Regions from separate parts of the Mus musculus genome. Here region 1 is linked to region 2. The links are chromatin loops, found by intact Hi-C in ENCODE. Cell type or tissue: left cerebral cortex. All regions are shown on one strand. Links, peaks and the distances in the headings refer to the core of each region. The heading gives the core; the rest is flanking DNA.

Region 1 (8,331 bases), core at 100-8,099, 150 kb before region 2:
AATCTTATTTTTTTTTAAATGCTACTACAAAGACGCTCTAAAACCTGGCCCTATCCTATAAATTCTTAGCTTTGTGATTTTCCTTTTTTCTATTTCATTTCAGACTATGCTCTGCCCCTCTATCCATCTCTCTCCCTCTCTAAATTATGCTAAATTAAGTCCATCCACTTGTAACATTTAATATCAACTCTATTTACTAAAATTCCATTAGTGGTTTTAAATTTTGTTTAAGATGCTTCCTTTTCCTGTATCTCATAAAAATAAAATTCATTTCTTTCTTCTGTGAACTCTAATTTCAGTATGTATATCTTCTTTTCTAGTTACTATTATCTCATTCTTTTATTGTAGTGATCCATGTGTTTACTTTATTGTTTTGCTTAGATTTTAAGTTTTTAAAAGACAGTTATGATAAAGATTAACAATTAGAATAATAATCTCTTATATCAGGTTCCTACCGTATTCCAGCATGGCTATCACTAACTCAGCATTCTATGAGGACTGTCCCCATTATTTTGATATGACTAACAGAACTGCCCAGTGAAATACCTAAAGAGAATCAGAGCCAGGAAGTGGATTTATGCATGTCTGGTTTTACAGGCCATGTTTTACCCACTCTGTACTATTTCTTATCATCTGTAGAAGTGGCAGATAACCATGGAATAAAATACGCTCCTCTTGGGCTGAGGAGATGGTTCAGTGAGTAAACCACTTGCTATACAAATATGAGAATCTGAGTTCAGCTCTGCAGATCCATGGAAAGCCAAGTGTAGTAGCACACATTTGTAACTGGAACATTCCTACATAGAGATGAGAGGAAAGACAGCCTCCAAAAGGCGGCTTCCAAAGTGTGTCTGGCACACACTGGAACAAAGAAGAAAGAGATCAAACAAGGTGGAAGGCAAGGCCTGACACCTAAGGTCATCCCCAGGTCTCCACAGGGGTGTTCTCACATGTCTGTACACAAACATGTACACAAATAAAATGGGGGTTTTAAAACGTTCCTCTTAACTCTTAAAAGGGTAGGACAGTCTACTTAGAGTTCCTAGTTTCTGAATCTGCTTGAATAATGCATCTGTAAGAAAGAGGAAGAAGAAGAGGAAGAGAAGGGGGAAGAGGAGGAAGAAGGAGAAGAGGAGACAGAGGAGGAGGAAGAGGGAAAAAAGAAGAAGAAACAGACAGCTTACACTTCAACTCTTACAGAATGAAAACAGGGTAAAGCTTTTACTCCTCAAGATTAAAGAGAACATAGGATGCAAAGAAAAGAAAACTCTAACTCACCTGGATTAAAGAGTAGTGTAACTTTTGCCTCTTTCCTTGGAACCATCAAGGCCAATGAGGCAATGAATCAAGGCCATCCAAAAGCCTTGCTTAGGTAATTTAAACCACATTTAAACAAAGCCTCCAGTAATTCTAGTTTTTGAGGATCTGGCATCAATACTGTGTAAACATGGTAACTGTACTCTGCTGACAGAGTCAAAATCAATGTAAATTTGGGATTCAGTTTTACATATAAACAGGTAAAATTATATGTGGTATACACGAATACTGATGCAAAGAAAATGGTAGCTATTGTTTTCTATATGTAAGTACCTAAGAACTGTTTGCCTCTGAGAACAATGTCATTACAGGGCCCAAGTCCCATCACAACAGAGATGTCTGTATAACAGAAACCCTTTCAAGCCTTGGCTGACAGCCCCTATATCTCAAGCAATATTTAATCTGAGACTTCAATTCACAGGAATAGAAACTGACCTGTATTTCCAAAGGTAAGATTTGAATGATTTCATCTCTAACTCCTATTCCATGATACTATGAGTTGGAGGGATGTACAATCTAAACCCATGAGTACAAAAACTAAACACAAAGGCAGAAATGAAACCATTAGTGCTCTTAAAGGGAGATACCCAGTCTTTTTACTTGAGGACACTTAGCTATGAAAATGAAGCCATGAAATGAAGCAGATGATGCTTTTGCTTCTTTTTAATCTCATCTCACTGAGAGACAAAACAGTTAAGCTTCGGAAGACTGGTGAACAGTGTCCAGAGAGTTTCTACTAGCTGGGAAAACCGGGCTCCATTTCCTAACTTTTATCGGCCTGGGCATTCTCATCTGTAAACTGTGACTGATACTATCGACCTTCAAACTTTTGGTAAAAGCTAAATGGAAGATATATAAAGCACTCAGTAGAGGGTCTGATGTAGTGCACATGCACCCCAGAGTCCCTGTATTTAGTTTCTCTCCCTCTTCAAAAGCTTGACCTTCTTAATTACATAGAAAAACCAGTGAACAGAAGTTGAGGAAATATATAGTCTCAAATGTCGTCTGGATAAAGGTATTGCTCAAAGGAGCACAGAACCAAGCCATACATAAAATATACTTGCCTGGGAGAAAGGTCTAGGGACCAATGTAAGATACACATACTCAGAAGATATAAAGCGAGTAATCTGGAATCATAGCCACAGTTGACTTCTGGGTATTTTGCCACTCAGCCTTTTGAAAAAGGCCAATAAAGCCAATATCAGTGTTCCATTTTCCTAGGTGAGGATGCAGATTGCCTGCTGCTGTAACTATCTTCTTTTGGGTACTACTTTAGGTAAAGGAAAAGGACTTATTTAAAAACTAATTAGTCCAGAACCATGCATTATGCTGTCTCTCTTATGTAGGATAGTATGGAAATATTACAGTGTACTCCTAATTTCTTTGTGTGGAAAACATGTAAATATTCACAAAGGTTTCTAACATAATTCTGATTTCTGTGGTTTTACATTTTACTGATTTTAGATGTTAGAGCCTACTTATCTAATTTTATTCTTTGTAGGTACAACATTCCAGTCTTTTTAAAACAGCCATAGTGTTAAAGGTTATGTTCGGGGGGAGACTACTTTATTAACAAAATGTGAAGGTGGGTTTGTCTACCTTTACAAGTCTTTGGGCTTTTAAATTCCTTTAAAAAGCTTCCCAAAGCCCATTAACCCTCAGTACCATAGAGAACAGGAGATAGCTCAGCATTTCACAGAATTACAGAATATTAGCCTTAAACTTTTCTTATTCTTTTATTTTTAAAAGGCTCAGAAAAAGTGAAAGGTAAGGTTCGTGTGCCTAACTAAATAGCACACACAAGCTAGAAGAGGGGCTCCCTCTTACAAGATGCACATAAAAATAAACCAACAAGCTGGACAGAAATAGTAAAGCCCAGAGAAAAAGCAACTGTGATATCCTTAGGAAAGAGGCCTGAGAAGAGAGATGAAAAAAGAACGAAGTCACTAAAGCAAAAACGTTAAAATAGCAACAGAAACCAAGTGGTAGCAGTAGGAGTCTATACAGAGCCGACAATGACAATGTAGGACTTAAAAACACAGAAGCATCAACCAAATTCTTGGCCTCTATTTCAATAATTACAACCTCCACCCAATCCCCATTATCTTAAAATGGAGGCAGTAACAAGCATCAAACTTTGCCCTTTGATCTTACCTCTGATAAGGGTGCAAGCCTTGACTATTCTGAAGATGTGTTAACTACCTATGCCACCAGGGCACTAACCCTTGTTCCAGCAGGCACAGTTCTCTTAATGATCTCTGCTGCCTCAAAGAATGGGCATCTGTCCTCAAGGTGAACCCTTTCTCTATCCCACCAGTGGCACTGCACTGTTTTGCAGGTCATTTCAAGGTCTCTACAGGCTATAGAAAAGGGTAATATACTTGTGATTACATGAGAAGTCATGAAAAGGTAGCATTGAAAGAGTTAGCTCCTGAAGTACAAGACTAAGAAATACTGTTCCTTAAAGAAGCACCAACTCCGCCCAGAGATCACATTGCTTAGAACGTGACCTCATAGGAGCAATCAGGAGACCATAAAAAGCTGGGCAGCTTTCCTGCCCTCCTTCTTGAGTCCCACCTGTCCCAGCAGGCGGGAATTCTGGGAGGAGCCCTGAGGCACAGCCAGAACACCAGGGCCGGCAGCACCAGCTGCTCTCAGCCTTGCTGCCCTCCCTTCCTCCCTCCCTCCTGCCCTGCGTACTGATGGTTCCAAGATATCTAGGCAGCTCAGGGGTGCCCACCGCAGTCACTAAGCCCACCCTGACGCCTGAGTGACCCTACCCCATGCGCCACATGCTTTTTGTACCTTTACTCTGGGGAGGGTTCTGACTCCGGTCCCGGAGGACGTTGATCTGGTAGACAGCTCCATAAGGCTCAAAAAGTTCTTTCAGCTCCTTTTCCGACCAGGACCTAGGGATCTGTCCGACAAACATCTTAATGGCATCTGGGTCTGGCTGGTCTGAATGATCCAAAGCTCCGTTCATCTTGTTGGCTGTGCCGTTACTGTCAAAAACGGAACCAGGAGCCAGAGTTAGGGCTTCAGGGTGAAGGACAGGAAGAAAAAATAGTGGGGGTTGGGGGTGAGGAGGCGGAAAGAGGAAGAGGAGCACAGGGGAAAGTGCCTAATGAGTCGTAGAAATTTGATGAAGTAAAACAAAGCAGAGGCACCATTAGGTTGCTTCTGAGCAGCAGCGCGATGCTTTCACTGCAACTGCTGCTGTTCAGCATCGACTCCGGAGCACAGGGCAGTGACTGGCCGCCTGTCACCCAGGGCATGGGCATCTCAGAACCCAGGCTTGGGAGGCAGCTGCAAGTTAAGTGCAGGTCTCAATTGGCAAGGCTGCCATCAACACATCACAAATCAGCAGCATTATCAGCTCGGCACTGGTTATCCCTGAGAAAGAAAGGCTGAGCTGGATTTCTCACCCTCTTCCCCCATTCCCCGCCCTTTTTCAGAGGTTTTGGAAGAGAGGTGGTAATAATAAAGTCACATGGAAAGAAAATGAAACACTTGGCAGTCCATCAGATGACTAATGCAAGATGCTGGTGATGAATTTGCAGAGTGCGAGAGGCATCCATGTGTGCATCAAATTAGTACGTTGTTGCTGCTCAGAATGGAAAGCGCTCCAGCTATGCAGCTCAGTGCAGCTGATTGGCTGCTTGCACTGGAGAAAAGGGCCAGAGCATGGGGGGGGGGGGGAGGCTCCCCTTTAAAAAGCACATTGTTTATGGGACCCAAGCACAAAGGGCTTAATTCAGAGAGGCAAAAGTGATCTCAGAATTGCCTGCTTTGTGTTGGGGAAAAAATACACCACAGAAAGTTGAGTTCCCACTAAAGGACACTGAATATTTCAAATCTTTCACACTCCATAAATTGTTCTCTGTATATCTGACTTCCAGATGTTGCACTTAAGTTCTAAACAATCACACGTTTGGGAAAGAGAAGAAAAAGGTCTGCTTTTCTTCCCCTAGCTTCAGTAAATATTTGGGGTGGATACAAAGAATAAGAATAAGGCATAAGCCTTTATATGTCTTCCTATCATTTCCCAGACCCAAATCTGGGAGAGAATACTTGTCACAAGTCTGATATGATAAAGTCATTTCTTTTTACCTGGGGCTACCCCTCTGACAATAAAGCAAGCCAAATACCCTTTCCTGATAAACCCCCCCCCCCCCCCCAACTAACACACTGTCTATACCCCAGGTCTTCTCTTTAGAATGCTAAATGCTTCTGAAGATGCCCTTCTTAGTTTACTTCATCAGTCTGTGGAAATGCAAAGAGCCGGACAAGTGCAAAGCCAGCAGCCCAGGAGCTGCAGCCTTTTAAGCAGGCGACCACTGCACTAGTTAAGCATGTCAGAAAGAAGAAACACTAAGCAGGTGTGATTTCACTGTCGCCTCAGAGAAATACCAAAAATGCACTAGAAAAAGATCTAAAGCAGAGAGAGTTCCTTATTTTGTTGCCAGAAACAGACAAACAAAAAGAACACTTTAAAGATGCTGCAGGTCTAAACTCATTAGACTTGAGTGCCCCCGCCCCTTAAAGCATGTCTGCACTCTTTAGCATGGGAAAAACTGGGAGCTTTGGAAGGCAGTTCCTGAATTTGAGGACATAGTGAAAAGTCTGTCACATTCACACAGACCACCTCCTCCCCCAAAAGCTAAGCTCTTGTAGAACGAAAAAAAAAAAAAAAACCAAAAAACAAAAAAACCCCAAAAAACTCAATTCAGATTAATTCAGAGAGGCAATGATGTCAGACCCTCTTCAGTAGGTGTTGCTTTGATCTCTACATCTCTACCACCTCCCCATGTGACCACTTTGTTTTTTAATCACTGAAGTAACATGATACATTTTTACAGCATTCACTAATCGATCTTATTGTTATAAAAATGCTCTACAGAGTAAAATATTGAATGCAAAAATTTTTTTAACAATTCAGGTATAATACAATGCTTGTTTATATTAGCCTAGACCATTTATCTTGCTCTCATGCACCTATCTTATTTCCCATCACTGAGAATTCAATAAACAATTTAGCCTGTGGAGCTGTGATGGCACAAGGTGGAGGTGGCTCAGCTCTTTGCAGTAGAGGATACCATGTCTATAGCACTTTGAATGCTGAGAATGTGGCAAGATTCACTTTTGGGACAGGAAGGACTCGTGGTTACTGCTGTTGACAACCAGCTAAATGAGAAGAGGAAGGTATTGCCACAAGTCTAAGCTAACAGAAAGCAGAAGTTGGACAATGACTCATATAGAGCAAGAGTTAGACTGCAGTACAGTTGTCTAATATCTAAACAAGAGTTCTGGAGTAAGCACTAACTAATGCTCACATCACAAATGAACATTCCTTTTATGTTTTCCCAAATAACAGAAACTAACGGAATCAAAGAAGGAAGGAAGCTGCCCAGAGCTCCTTTGGCCTTTCTATAGTAGAAAGTGCTTACTTCATGTCTCCCAGTTGGTTGTCCAACCTAACACCTTGGACCCCTTACCATTCAAAGGGCAAACACATGGGCTCTGTACTCGGACATCATAGCTTTCTACTGTGCTACTTTGAGCTTCAGATCCTTCATCTATAAAATGGCAACAACAGATAACACCTCATAGAGGCACATAGCCTAGAATGTTCTATAAATGTCTTGCTATTCTCACTGTGAATGCACTTCCTTTACATACTCACCACAAGTAATCACCATAATTCTATTTTTTACTTAAAAATTCTTTTGGTGTAAATCCAAACATGACTCATATCTTTAGTAATAATAGTATCTTATATATACCAATACTACACTATGTACATTACTTTTTTAAAAATTGGCCTTGGTTCTTTTTGTTTGTGTGTGTGTGTGTGTGTGTGTGTGTGTGTGTGTGTGTGTTTTCAGTCTTACTTTGTAGACTTGGCTGTCTGGCCTGAACTGGCTATATAGAACAGCCTGACGTTGAACTCACAGAGATCTGCTTGCTTCTGCTTAACAAGAGCTAGGATTCCATGGTGAACAACCACATCTGGCAGTGATTTACATTTTTTTTTCTTTTCTTGGTTTTTCGAGACAGGGTTTCTCTGTGTAGCCCTGGCTGTCCTGGAACTCACTTTGTAGACCAGGCTGGCCTCGAACTCAGAAATCCGCCTGCCTCTGCCTCCCAAGTGCTGGGATTAAAGGCATGCGCCATCACTGCCCGGCTACATTTTTAATCATTAAGACAACCCTATGAGAAAGTAGTTTTTCAAATGGCAACATCTGAGAAATAAGTTCCCTTCCTAAGGATACCAGATTATGAACTATAGTTAGAATCCAAATCTATGCCCCTGGGTCCCAAACTGCAAAGTATTTCTAATCCACCATGTGGCTAAACATTCGGTACAGTATGGCTTGAATGGAGTAAAGACAGCTCAAAACAAATCAAAGACAAATTCCAAAGCAAGTCTTACTGGGTTTCTTGAATCACACTCCCAAATAAAAACAGGAATGCTGGAAAAATGTACACACACCACTCCTCTATCTCTGGGAAACAAGCTGCAAACCACCCAGTTTATGAGCCTTTAAGGCTGCTTTGAAACCCACATCTTCTCAATTACCACATAAGAAGATCACCATCTGTCCAGAGCCTTTCTTCTCTACTTCTAGAAAGTCACTCGGATGAGTAGCTGCCACGTATCCTTTTTTATATCCCTTTTTGTCTGCCATCTTGCAAATGATCATTTGGAAAGTGTACAATAATTCTGTCTGTAGGAAAATGTAGTCATATAGTATACACTAAAACCACCACCAAACACTCCCAATCGAAAACATTTATTTTGGCTATTCATATGACAGTGACCCTCTTATTATTACTGCATCTTGGTGTATAATAATTTTGCTAACTTTGTTTTAATACACTTTAACTTCTCCTTTGGACTGAATCTTTTCTCTTGGCTGAAGAATATTTCTTTTGGAAATCTGGTGACTTCAGTTCTCATGTGGCTGTAGGGACAGAGACTTCCGAGTTAGCCAAAGATCATGTGTTAATCAT
Region 2 (8,331 bases), core at 82-8,081:
TGCTGAAAGTATAACATTTCCTATTTAAATGCTAATAAGGGATGCTTATGGATTGTTGTTGAACATTTATGAGAGTGTGGTTCTTTTTGTTTGTTTTTTAAATTCCTTATAATGACCTCAGATCCCTGTTATAAATACTACCTTCAATTTCTGCACAATATGTGTACTTAACATGTGCTAGTTGTATGCACACTCATATGTGACAGATTTAGCATATCAAAACATTACCTGTTTTGTAGGAACTGAATGAGTGTTAACTTGAAAGTAAACACACACACACACACACACACACACACGGTTAAAAAGAAATTAAAAGTTTTGTGATTTATGTAAAATAAAAAGACTTCATTCTTCAAAGGCCAAATAGTGCTATTATAACTGTTAGAGGAGGAAAACACACTCCAAGGTAGAAAGCATCATCCCATGAAATCTTAATTACTAGGTGCATATCTGAAAATCCTATCTCCTTTTTATCTTGTCTTTCAAGGCTCTTGTTTTCCTAGTTCACTGCATCTCATCAACAAATGCTGGAGCAATCTCAATGCAGCACATCACAATTAAATAGCAAGACTTAGCAATTACAGTAATACCTCTGCCCAGATCAAAGATAACATCCCCACTCCTGAAGCTACGTGGCAAGAGCTTTTAGTGTCAGAAGGCAGGCAGCTGGTAGTGAAGTAAGCACTGTTAACTGAAGAGCCCACCACAATGTGCTCTGAAAGTCTCCAGGACAGAGCTGTCTACATGAGCAGCTCTTCTGTCAGAGCTTCATCTTAGCCTCCCTTCAGGACCATTATGGAGCTGGAGAATAAATGTCCGTAATCTTGTCATTTTCCACGTAAACTTTAAAAGCCATACAAAAGATGGGGAGAAAGTTCCAAAATGCTTTCCATCTTCATCTTGCTGGTAAACTTCAAAAAGTTTAGTGTATATTCTCATTAGTCACTTAGTTAATAAACGTACGCAGTAATCTGAGTTTGAATCAGAAACGAGAGCGTGTATAGCGATCCTAAACAGGTGACACATTATTCTTATATGATACAACTTTGGTTTTTAAGCATTTTCTGTACAAGAGGAACACTATGTAACCTTTAGACCCACCATGATGTCTAGAGAGCATATAAATCAGGCTCCCTGGTACACAGTAGCCATGCAGTTTTTACTTTTGCAGAAACAATAATGACTTTGCCTCCGGGGGCCAGTCCTACTGCCCTGTAAGAGGTTTAGCGTTAACAATGATGACCCCAAGAGTGCCTTTCAGTGGACTCATACACGGATAAATAATGTTTTTGCCTGTTATCAACAAGCAGATGAATTTCCCAAGTTTATTACAGTCAGGATGGCTTATTTTCTTTACAACTACTTACTGAATGTGAAAAGAATGGATTTCATTTTATCACTAACTTCCTAGCCTTCTAACTCTGTAAATCTAAAGACTGATATTAATAATTTCCAAGCTACATTTTCACCTGTAGTTTCTTATTTCTAAGCCTTTATATATTGGTTCTGTTAAAAAAAAGAAAAGCAAAAGATAAGAGACTCTCTAAATGTATCACTAATGAAATAAAACAAAGAAGAAACACTCATTGCCATTCTCAATAAAACCAAACGCCCCAGTCTAAAACAGAATTTAAAAATCAGTTCCTATTTTCATTACACTTTGCTATGAGTGTATAATAACACACAAAAATAAAACTCTAACAGTCAATATTATTTAAAATGCTTATTTCCTTTTACAGTTTTCTTACTGAATGTTTAAAATCCCCAAAATGTGAAGCATATGTTATAGCAATTCTATATCACTACAGAGCCTTAAATGATCTGGGCTCTTTAAACACTGGATGGCTCGTGGGGCCATCAAGCGTAATAATTCATCTCAACAGCTATTTGTTCATCTGCCTGGAGGACTCAAACATATTACATCTTGCAAACTTATCTAATATATTCCTGTGGGAAAACGCCATTGAGAAAATATGTTCTGCTTTAGAAAATCAACACCAGAAAAGCTCCTATGCTTTATTTAAACTCCTTTTATGAACAGGCCAATATCTAACAGACACCATTTTAGGCCACATGGTAATATACCACCCATGGCAACCAGTCCCCCGAACAATAAATCCACATAGCTATCTTCTTCTGTGTCCAAATACGGCTATAAAAGACACCGCCTAGGTGGGTTTCAAGCATTTTAAAAGCTATGATCTCATTCATATACCTCTGGCCCCCAAACACAATCTCTAACATGACTTAATCACACACTCTTGTGGAAAATATGTCTCAAGTGTTCCCAGGACAGGGGAGATGTACAACAGTTATCTTGAAAACAAACAAGAACGGGATCGTTTGCAAATTTCCTTTTTCTTAGTTCATTTAAGCAATAGCTGTCAAACACTGAAACAGTCTGGGATTGACTCCAAAGGCTATCGTTTGGAAATCATGAACTTTTGGAAGAAAAGTGGGGTAGAAGTCATATTAAGATTCATATTTAAAAAAAGAAAAAAACCCAAAACTCCATGGCTGAGATACAAAGGCTCCTTTCAGAGCTAAGAGTCTGAACAAACCACATTCATCTACCAAATGAAAAGGAGGAATTAAATTTTCATAATCCATAATTTAATTGACAAGAGACTACATCTTTCAGAGGTCATTAATGCTTTAAATTCATAGAGCATCCACTAGTTAGATATATTATGTCACTTATGTAGCAGGTGACCATAAATTTCTAGTCATTAATCTGACGCCCTGATTCACCCCTAACATTCTAGAACATCACACTACCTATCAGATAAAACCATAGAAAAACAGGGAAGACTTACAAAGTAACTCATGTGCAGAAAGGGATTGTGTGTGTGTGTGTGTGTGTGTGTGTGTGTGTGTAAGATTTGGATTTTAAGAGGAGGACAGGATAGAGATCTCTTAAAACCATCATGAGAATATTACTAACCAAGATTAATTTTTCAGAGGAAAATGCCAAAAGGGGATTCGACATTTTAATTTGTTATCTGATTAACTCTGAGATAGTGAGTGAGCCTGTGTCCACTCAAGTTAGCAGCCCTAAGATCGACTGAAAAGACAATATATATTTAACAGATTCTATTATCCTTATCTCCCACTTGATTTTTTTTTTTTTTTTTTAATTCTTGGACGTCAATAACTGGCCATTGCGGAGTTTCTCAAGATTCTCAACTCATAATACTTAGCATACCAAAAAAGAATCTAGTATTACAGGGGAAAGTTTGCTGCCAGGGAAATGGGTCATAAAGCCTGGAAGAGTAACATAGGGTGCCAGAAAGCATATGGATGCGAAGTCTCACAGCGGAGACAGCAGGAAAAATTTGTACATCATTTAACCAACGGCAGCACCCTCCCCCACTAAATCTGATACATTATCAAATGCCTCACTTGACAAGAGAATTACATACATCCCATGTCTCAGGAGGACACAGACTTTCCCATCTTGCTCTGGCAATCTCTTTTCTATTTAGGGTTTCTTTACATAACATGCCTGAAATACAAGTGGATCCCACTGAGATCCCTGAGCTAGAGAGAGAAAAACTTCCCTAGGAAGACAGACCAGCCAGATAAAAAATTACATATAGTTTCCTTTCCTCGCGGATCTCAGCCCTCTACTTGTCCCAATAACCACTCGATCCTAGTTTGACGACACGTAAAACCACCAGAATCACATTAATTATTAAATCACAGACTACCTATCAGACAAAACCATCCCGATTACGTAAAAATCACCTCTAATTTCCACACGCGAGTACACCTGGCTAGTTTTAAAGCCCTTAAGGGTGTGTAATTATCCTCCTCCTCTCTCTTTCTCTCGCTCGTCCTCCGCTCCCATCTCAGGAATGAGTGCGAGAGCCAGGGCTGTTCCGCCGGGCCACCCCGCATTTCCAAAGGCACGAGCGTGCAAGGCAGCACGCGCCCGCCCCGCCCCGGACCCCGCGCCCCGCGCCCCGCCGGCCGGTCCGCCCGCAGGACGCCGCGCCCAGCTCGGGGGCCCGGGACGCCGCGCGACCTCTCGCGGGTCCTGTCCCGCCAGCCCCACGCCGGCGCGCCCGGGGAAGGCTGGCCGCTCACCCCGCTCTCCCGCTCGCCCCGCTCGGCCCTGCGCCGTCCCAGCCGCGTCCTCTGAAGAGAAGACGCGGAGGGGAGGCGGCCGCTGCCTCTGAGGAGACGACGCCCCACTCTCGGCCGCGCGGCCCCCTCGGGCCCTCGGCCACTCACATTCTGTCAGCAACGAGCAGGCGGCCCTCGACCATCATGTCCGGGAGGAAATCCAGCTTGAAGGCAGAAGTCATGTTCTCGGCGCACGCAGCGGCGGCGGCGGCGGTAGCGGAGGCGGCGGCGGCGGCAGCGGCGGCGGCGGCGGCGGGGGGCTGTGCGCGCGTCCGAGCGGCCGCGGGCGGCGCGAGACAGGCAGGGACAGGTGCGCGCGGCCTCCCCGGGCGGCCGCCGAAGCGGGCACTTGTCACATTCTCTCCCTCGCGCGCTCCACCAATCCCCTCCGCGAGCCGGCGCCGGGGCGGCCTGGCTGCCGAGCGCCAGGTGCGGCGGGCGGGGGCGGAGCTCCCGGGGCGGCCGCTCCACGCTTAACCCCTGCGGGCCCGCCCGCCCGGCTCGCCCGGCCTCTGCGCACGGCCCCACGGGCCCCGCGCGCCGAGCTGCGGTCGCCCTGGCCCGCTCGCCGCCCGGTTCCCACGGCCACTCGGAGAGCGAAGCGGCTGGGGACCGGCATCGCACGCGACCTCCGCGCCCCCACCCCAGGGTGAGGCTGGGCCGGCCGCCCCTGGGGTGCTGCTCTCTATCTATCTGCTCCAGAGGAAGTAACTGTCTTTGGGCGCAGTGGCCCGAGTGACACACTGGAGGACAACCGTGCAGCCTTTGGTATCTACTTAAACACTGAGAAAGAAAAGGGCCTTAAGATGACGAACTGTCACAGATACCATTGCTTTCAAAAAGAAGAGTGCAACGCAAAATTGCCATTTCCTATTATTTAGGAATTTAGGATTTGTGGTAAGGGGTACTAAGTAATTGAGAGAAAAGCGAACAGATGCTTAGCAAAAGTTTTCAACGTTTATAACGGGGCTTATTGTCCTTGTTGTTTGGCTGTTTGGGTGAAAGCAAACTTTTCAGTGTAGCCACATGTATCTTTAAATTTCTGTTCTAAGTAAACATTGTAAATGACATACCAGAAACTATAGTTTACTCTTTGAGGTAAAAATCTTTTTTATTCTATCTTCAAATGACATGGTTTGAACTTTGAAGTAATGTATATGTATACACTTAAGAATATGCATGTATATACATACTAACACTGACATCGGATGTATATAAATTTATGGTTTTATTTGAAATTTTATGTCTACTCTATTCTGTTGTTATTCTAAAGAAAGCAGAATATTGTACTAAGGACCTGGGTTTTCCCTCACAAATGAAGGCAGGCCTGGATTATGGTAGCTAAATGGTTAAATAACTAAGTAAACAATTGTTAAATTTATCAGACATGATAGAAAGAAAAGATTCACATTTTCCTCACCAATCTCTGTGTGACAGTGAGCACTGTCCTTGGAGATTATAAGACAAAATTGTAAATCCAGATAAGTCAGTGAGCAATATGGAGTAACAGGCCTATGCCATTCAGTTAAATCCACACAAACAACTGTAATTAACTAGAACTTCCTTCTTCAACTGGCTTTTAGCCTCCTGACTGCAAGGTTGGAAGATGGGAGCGCTGATTAACTTTCAGTTTTTAAATATTGCCTTTCTGGAGGAGTCAGGTCCCAGCTTAGAATCACTTGACAGACAATTGCATCAAAAATGAACTATTAGATCAAAACCATACCCAAGTGTTTCCTCCAAATTCTAATCTGTTTCTACTCCTTATCAAGCCATTGCCAACTAATTTTGAAATTCTCTTACTGATGTAGCTAGCTGGATAACTGAAGACAAATCTTGACAATTCTAGACTATTATACACTATTTACATAAATCCTGAATGCATAGAATGAGTTGGCCATGTAAATGAGCTAAATACCTAATAAAAAATGGGAAAAAAAAAAAAGAATTGAGTTGGCCAGATAGTAAATTTGAGACCGAACGAACAGAGCCAGCCTCCAAAACAAACACAACCACACAGAAAAGCATCAGCTACAGAAATAAAGCTCCGTGTGTACCTATATCCTATAAGGCAGAAATGCTTCATCGACATACACACTTGTAAAATATTTATTTTCTCTTTAATTGCATGTGAATTAGTCAGAGGAAGCTGTAGGGAAGCCCTCTTACTGACTTAAGCCTTCTCAGCAGTTTGTTAAATTCTAGCCTCAAATCCCTTGAGGCAATAGTGGATTCAAAGCAGCTTTTAATCATACTATAAGGAGGGTGAAGGAGGATGTAAGTAGGTCATAGGCAGAGAATTACAAGTGCATAGGTTATTGCCTTATTTAACAACTACTGTGTAGCATGCTTTTCAAAGCACATTTCCGTTTGCCATTTGAAGTTAGAAGCAAAACGAGGGTCAAAAATAAAATAGAACCACACTACATGGAATATGGTGATGTGAACCTGGAAAAGCTCACAGAGTGTAGCTGGGTTTAAACACTCTGGCTGGCAAATACACAGATGATGGCGTGGCTGCATAGGCACCTGATGGAGAAGCAGCAGGGGAGGCAAAATGTTCGTCCTCCCCCACTTGCCAGGTATTCATAAGTCGCCCACTGACAGCGTTGGTTTCTAATGTCTGTTCAGCTTCTATAATCACACCACGTTGTCCACTTCTGAAAATCAACTTAAACGTAAAAAATAAAAATACACAGCTAAAGAGCTTTGAATGAAAAGCTTCAGTTTCTCTTTTTACCACTTTGGCCAAAAGGGGAAAAACACACTCACCCCCAACCCCAGAACAACTCAACAAAGCTTCTTTTTAAATCTCCATAGAGCAGTGAGCCTTCAGGTATCACGTGTGGGCAGTTTAAATTAACTGGCAGACCACAGCTTCACCGGGCCACAATTGAGCACTCGGGTTCAAGGAAGAGCGATTTTTAAAGCCAACGATCTTATCGAGAGCGATGAAAGGGGACATTAGTGGGGTCTCTCTCTGGTGGACAAGAACTAGTTGGTGATACCACCTTGTGCAGACATCCCTGGGGACCAGGCATAGGAACAATGAAGTTTCCTCATAGTTTTAGCTCCACTGGAACAAAACCTTAAGCTCGTCTCTGCCCCATCCCCCTACCTCCCCTAATTGTCTCCTTTTTTTAATCAACTTGCTATTCATTTCCCAAACAAAAGGCAATTCAAGAATTGGAAGCACTTCAAGGGAAAGTTTCTGAATGACCTCATTTTACATGCGGCTTTCCAAGGCAGGCAGTGCGCTGTGCTGTTTCAGCTCCACTTTCCCTCCTCAGCATCCCATACTGTTGTGTCCAGTGGCCATTGTCTGAGCACTGAATTATCACCAGGGTTAAAAGCAAGCGTCCCTCGATAAAACAGGGTGCTAATAACGCATCTCACGTAAAGTGTGCATCCTTGAAATGGAAGAGTCCTCTTCCTTCCACCCACTCACGGAACCGGAATACATTCCACTAGCTATGAATCTTTCAACTTTTTCTTGTTGTTGTTGTTGGTTTTTGCAAAATGGATACTTGCATCTGAAACTGAGACCTGACAGCTCATTAATGTTCATAATAAAAGAAGTTTTGTTTTTGTCTGCAGATAACTTTATATGGCTTGAGACAAATTTCTATATTTTATTAATCCTGTTCTTAGCTTCCCACATAATTGTACCTTTAAAAGCACTGGCCATCAGTAATTAACAAAGATGTGTTTGTGTTGTTCACTGGACTCCAAAATCCCATTTATGAGTATTTTTTTTTTACTTTCCTCGCTATTGGCTACTCAACACAAACCAAAGGCCAAAATATCTTTTCCCTATCACACTTTTGGATTCAAATTTTATTAACATAGTTGTTTCAGTTTTAAAAAAAGAAAACAACAACAACAACAAAAAACAAATAAAAGCAAGCCCAGTGTGCTCAGAGCCATTTGGAACAAGAAATGTAGGCCCTATTATGGGATTTTTTTAAAGGGATATTAACTAGTCTATCTCCTTAGAGAACAGCTTCTACTGACATTGTGCAGTCATGTGTTGTTGTTAGGTCCCCCCCCCCCCAATTTGTTTTTAATAGAGCCAAAATACAGCATGGTGAATTTGTCTTCCTTCTGAAGAGGCTTTTCAACGGAAGCTGTTCTTTGTATACCTACCTTCGAAGTGGAAAATGAGATGCCCCTCCAGGGCTGTCAGGAGCTTCCATTCCAAGG

The links. Peaks named below come from ENCODE experiments on the same cell type or tissue, not always from the same donor. Only the 100,000 strongest peaks of a DNase experiment are listed, where the experiment ranks them.
Region 1: it touches region 2 in a loop (4-fold over the local background); 7 of 42 quality-filtered maps call a loop at or near these places.

What each region holds. Positions count from the first base shown.
Region 1 is chr2:6,717,295-6,725,625 of GRCm38, forward strand. It overlaps Celf2 (CUGBP, Elav-like family member 2), which reads right to left. Exons shown (of 14, transcript NM_001110228.1): 2 at 4,123-4,319. Among named protein-coding and RNA genes, the nearest start is that of Celf2, 160 kb to the right of the region's middle. In left cerebral cortex, for the core only: a CTCF peak has its summit at 3,547; DNase peaks (open chromatin) are centred at 3,954, 4,307, 4,833, 6,515 and 1 more place; H3K4me3 peaks cover 1,680 bases; H3K27ac peaks cover 2,255 bases.
Region 2 is chr2:6,868,120-6,876,450 of GRCm38, forward strand. All of the region lies in intron 1 of Celf2 (CUGBP, Elav-like family member 2), which reads right to left. Among named protein-coding and RNA genes, the nearest start is that of Celf2, 13 kb to the right of the region's middle. In left cerebral cortex, for the core only: no CTCF peak of the experiment used is centred there; DNase peaks (open chromatin) are centred at 3,469, 4,434, 4,846 and 7,311; H3K4me3 peaks cover 7,055 bases; H3K27ac peaks cover 7,606 bases.